Regions from separate parts of the Homo sapiens genome. Here region 1 is linked to region 2. Evidence: chromatin loops called from intact Hi-C (ENCODE). Cell type or tissue: GM12878. All regions are shown on one strand.

Region 1 (2,500 bases), 140 kb after region 2:
AGTTGCCTGCCTTGGGAAAGGCCCAGGTTGAAGTCTTCCTTGCTAGAGGCCCCGCCCAGACACCTGAGTAGCCCACCCTGTTGAACAGCTTAGCATTCTCCACTTGTAAGGACTTTGACTACAATGAGCCTGAAGGGAGCTGAAATGCAAGAAAAGAAAAAGAACAGCTTCATGTGCCACAGTGAAATCCCACCAAGAGAATTCTCTGAGATGGTTCACAAGCCCTCAACAGACCCTCCTGGGCACGCCAGACCCCCTGTCAGATCTCAGCAGCCCCAGTGGAGCTCTGGGGTTCACACAGTCACCAAGAAAAGGGAGTCCAGCAAGTCACTGCGGGTGACCCTAAGGTGGGCATGCATAGGCACTGAGCCTCTGTTAGGAGAGGATTCTCTAAAGCAAGAAAAAAATATTCGAACAACGATCAAATCTGGGCCCAAGTCCACGGATTGTGTTGACTACTCTGAAAGAGATTTTCCACCTCCCCAACTTTCGGAGAAGTTAATTTAAAAGAAAACCCTACATCTGCTGTTCTTTTTGGCTGCTCAGCATCTCAGCTTGTCCATTTCAGGAACCCCCTGCCCTGTGGAGGAAAAGCCTGCCTTGTATAGTACAGGATAAAAGTGCTGGAGAGCACCTGCCCGGACTCCCACAGTGAGCGGTGGCCCAGGCTCTGCCTGCTCCCCAGCCCTAGCCCAGGCTGTGGACTGGAAGTGGCTGATGGGAGGTAGCAGGGGTGAGGCCGGCTCCGCCCTGAGGATGGGTGTGGCCGCTGCAGAGGTTCTGGAAGCTCTGGGGACCGCACTGTAAACAGCTGCTGGTCCCAGCAGCAGCCACGGAGGTTCTGGGCTATGGCTGGGTGGTGCTCCTAAGTGGCCTCATTCTCCAGTGATTCCAACAGGACACCCGATACCCTTTCCAATACAGTCCCTTTCCACTTGAATGAACCAGAGTCTTTTTCTATTGCTTAAATCTAAAATTCCCAAATGCGGTATGCCACTAGCACTGTATGCCAGAGAATCTCTCATTTTCTTTTATTTTAAAAAATTTATTTTTCAAGGGCTTTAAGGGTACCAGTGGTTTTTGGTTACATGGATGAATTGTGTAGTGGTGAAGTCTGGGCTTTTAGTGCACCCGTCCCTGGAATAGTGTACATTGTACCAGTCCCTGGAATGTACATTGTACCCGTCCCTGGATAGTGCACATTGTACCCATCCCTGGAATAGTGTACACTGTACCCGTCCCTGGAATAGTGTACATTGTACCCGTCCCTGGAATAGTGTACACTGTACCCGTCCCTGGTAGAGTGCACACTGTACCCGTCCCTGGAATAGTGCACATTGTACCGGTCCCTGGAATAGTGCACATTGTACTCGTCCTTGGAATAGTGTACACTGTACCCGACATGTGATTTTTCATCCCTCCCTCCCCTGTTGCAAGTCCCCAATGTCCATCGTACCCACTCTGTATGCCTTTCCGTACCCATAGCTTAGCTCCCATTTATAAGTGAGAACATGTGGTATTTGATTTTCTGTTCCTGAGTGACTCTATTTTGTTTTAGGTTAAACCCTGACTTGGCAATAAAACCTTGAACATCCTGGGATACTTTTGAAGTCATATTTAATTCTTTGAAAGCACAGGCAGTGAAGTCCACAACTCCTGGAGCCCCGTCTTTATGGAGGAGAGGGAGGCAGAGGAATGGACACTATAGGCATTAGTAGTGAGCAAAATATTTCCCAATGGTCTGAAAGAATCAATGGGCCCAACTAAAGGATACCTGAAGATCAAGGCTTGCCGGCAGGAGGAAGAGCCGGTCTCAGAATACAGCCCAGGGCATGTGGACTGCAGAGGGCTGCAGAGAGAGGGACAGGCCTCCTGCTTCTCCTTCTGTGTCCCTCAGCCATCCTCCTTCAGTTTTCCCTGGACAATATGGTGCCAATCACATAATCGGAGAGTTGGGGACCCTTGCTGGGCCCTGCAGAAACTTGTGGCAATAAGGCAGAGGGCAGGTGCATTGAACGTGGGTTCAGAAGCCCCGGCCTGAACCAGGGCTATTCCCCGGCTGTGAGCTGGAAACTTTGATGGGGCAGCCCATGCGGTCCCTCAGGGCCAGCCTCCTCCTTTGTAAATAAGGGCAGGAGGGATTTAAATCACTGATTTAAGTCAGGGGTTCTCAAATTCTAGTGCAAGAACTGGTGCTAGACTGTGAAAAAGTATTCATTTTCACAGGTTGATGGAGAAAAGAGAAAACCACAATAACAAAAAAAGTAATAATTTTGTCCTGAAGCTAATTTATTTCTATTAAAATGCTGAGAAGTTCTGTTTTGTTACAATTCACTTTGCATGTGAATTCTATCACAGTGGTGAGGTGGATGATATGTATTCTAATTACTTCATCTGAGTGAATAAAAAGTTAGCAACTCAATACAGTTCTTCCAAATCTTTTTTTTTTTTTTTTGAGACAAAATCTTGCTCTGTCACCCAGGCTGGAGTGCAGTGGCGC
Region 2 (2,500 bases):
GATCTTGGCTCACTGCAACCTCTGCCTCCCAGGCTCAAGGGATTCTCCTGCCTCAGCCTCCTGAGTAGCTGGGATTACAGGCGCCTGCCACCACACCTGGCTAATTTTTGTATTTTTAGCAGAGACAGGGTTTCACCATGTTGTCCAGGCTGGTCTCGAACTCCTGACCTCAGATGATCCACCTGCCTTGGCCTCCCAAAGTGCTGAGATTACAGGCGTGAGCTACCACACCCAGCCTAGATGTACTCAACACAAACTTTATCCCAGCAAAAGCACAGACTTGAGTCTAGAGATTTTCAGTGTCTTGATCTTAGCTATAGGATCAAAGACACCATCGGACCAGGACACAGGAAGGTCAGTCAGGCAGATGACAGCACCCAGGTACAGTGTCTTGGGTACACAGACCCATTAACCCCATGCCGCCAGAGTTTGCTTTCTAGAAGCCTCAGGATATGGTGGTTTGGAGAGGAGTGGAGATAGCAGGTAGGAAGCAAGCTGCAGAAGCCCCTGACAGGCAAGGTAAGTAAACACCTGGAGCCTTATGGAGGGGAGCCTGGAAGGCTTCTGCTTAGGAGGGATTTGATCAGAGCTGTGATTTAGAAAAAGCAACCATCCCCCTCTGCACCCTGCCCCTCTTCCTAACAAAGGCCTTCACTGTTTAAATTGGAGGTGACAATTCTGGTTCACGATGGCAATACTGAGAAGGCAAGGAGGAAATGCATGTGTGTTGGGTAATACTGCACAGAGAGGGTCAGAATAAGCAGAACTGCTGACTGACTGGACTTCAGGGCAGAAACCAAGGGCAATACCGACGTCCAGCCATTCTTTGAACAGGCACAGGGCCCGGGAACAAACTCCACACGTGTGCATGGCCAGAGGGTCAGGCAGGTTGTGTTACCTTGGCCAAGTCACCCCCCTCCGATCCCTGCAGACTCCCAAGTAGCTGGGACTACAGGTGCCCACCACCATGCCTGGCTAATTTTTTGTATTTTTAGTAGAGACAGGGTTGCACCGTGTTAGCCAGGATGGTCTTGATCTCCTGACCTCATGATCCGCCCACCTCGGCCTCCCAAAGTGCTGGGATTACAGGCGTGAGCCACTGCACCCGGCCAGTCATGCGTCTCAATTGTTCTCCAGCCTTACAAGACCAATGTCCAGGGCAGGCAAAGCCTTTTATTTTTTAATTCTCTAGAAAGTCACAGCTACATAGCAAGTGATCTTATCACTCCCTGAGCCACGCTGAATCAAAATTTGTGGTCTCTTTCAGCACTCTAGTGGTATAAAGAGATAATTCAAGGCAGAGTGTAAATGAGATGGGGGTAAAATCAAGGAGCAGTGACACCGAAGGAGACCCAGCTCTGTCCTTCCTGTCTTACTGCCAGCTGTATAACCTGGAACTTTCTTTTTTTTTCTTTTGGAGACAGAGTCTCACTCTGTCACCCAGGCTGGAGTGCTGTGGCGCAATCTTGGCTCACTGCAGCCTCCGCCTCCTGGGTTCATGCGATTCTCCTGCCTCAACCTCCCGAGCAGCTGAGACTACAGGCACGTACCACCACGCCCAGTTAATTTTTGTATTTTTAGTAGAGACGGGGTTTCACCATATTGGTCAGGGTGATCCACCCGCCTCGGCCTCCCAAAATGCTGGGATTACAGGCGTGAGCCACCGCACCTGGCCTAACCTGGAACTTTCTAGGCCCTCCTGGAGTGAGAACTTCTAGCTCTGGAGGGGCAGTAGAGCCCAGCAATTAGGAGCACAGACCCTGAAGCCAGACTGCCTAGGTTCAAATTCTGGTATGGGGAACTTAATCTTTGCACCTGTTCCTTTATCTTGTGTACAGTAAGGATAGCAGCAGGACCTACCTTACAGGGTTGCTGAAGGTACTAATGAGTTAACCCATCAGAAGCTTAGCAGCACCTGGCTCTGTCTGCTGCTCTCATCACTGCTCTGTTCCTAAGCCTGGCCGTGTCCAGGCTGTGGCTACCACCTCGGTCAGCTACCACAGCCCTGCTTTGTGGCAGACACCTGGACCCTGAAGGAGAAACTAGCTCCGGAAGCACTTTCTCATGACTCTGCTTAATAAAGGAATAAATAGTATTCAGAGTGTTTCAGTCCTTCTTATATGGACATTTCTCCCACAACAAACCTAAGGGGAAAGTGCCCATTTCTATAGCAGCCAAAGCTGTGCTAATGGATAGAGCCTACATTTATCAGAAGTCCCCTCCAGAATGAGGAAATGGTCTACAGGCAGGCCCCGTTTCCTCCTCTGATGCCCTAACTTCTTTCCATTTCTCTTTCCAAACCATGAAATCCCTATTTCAACTGCTTTTGACTAGAATACATGAACCCAAAAGTCCATTAAACCTATTCATTAGTAAAAACACTTTTCAAATTATTGTTAATTTCAAGAGTTTTAAAGCAGAACATTTTTTATTTTTTAAAGACGTATTTAAACATATAACAAAGGTTGGTAAACTGTTCTGAAAAATATCCAACAAATGG

What was found. Peaks named below come from ENCODE experiments on the same cell type or tissue, not always from the same donor. Only the 100,000 strongest peaks of a DNase experiment are listed, where the experiment ranks them.
Region 1: it touches region 2 in a loop (1.8-fold over the local background); 9 of 110 quality-filtered maps call a loop at or near these places.

Annotation. Positions count from the first base shown.
Region 1 is chr4:184,961,128-184,963,627 of GRCh38, forward strand. No RefSeq gene overlaps it. Among named protein-coding and RNA genes, the nearest start is that of MIR4455, 24 kb to the left of the region's middle. RefSeq lists enhancers at 181-681, 682-1,182. In GM12878, no CTCF peak of the experiment used is centred here; no DNase peak of the experiment used is centred here.
Region 2 is chr4:184,819,206-184,821,705 of GRCh38, forward strand. All of the region lies in intron 1 of ACSL1 (acyl-CoA synthetase long chain family member 1), which reads right to left. Among named protein-coding and RNA genes, the nearest start is that of ACSL1, 5.5 kb to the right of the region's middle. In GM12878, a CTCF peak has its summit at 1,264; no DNase peak of the experiment used is centred here; H3K4me3 peaks cover 1,699 bases; H3K27ac peaks cover 469 bases.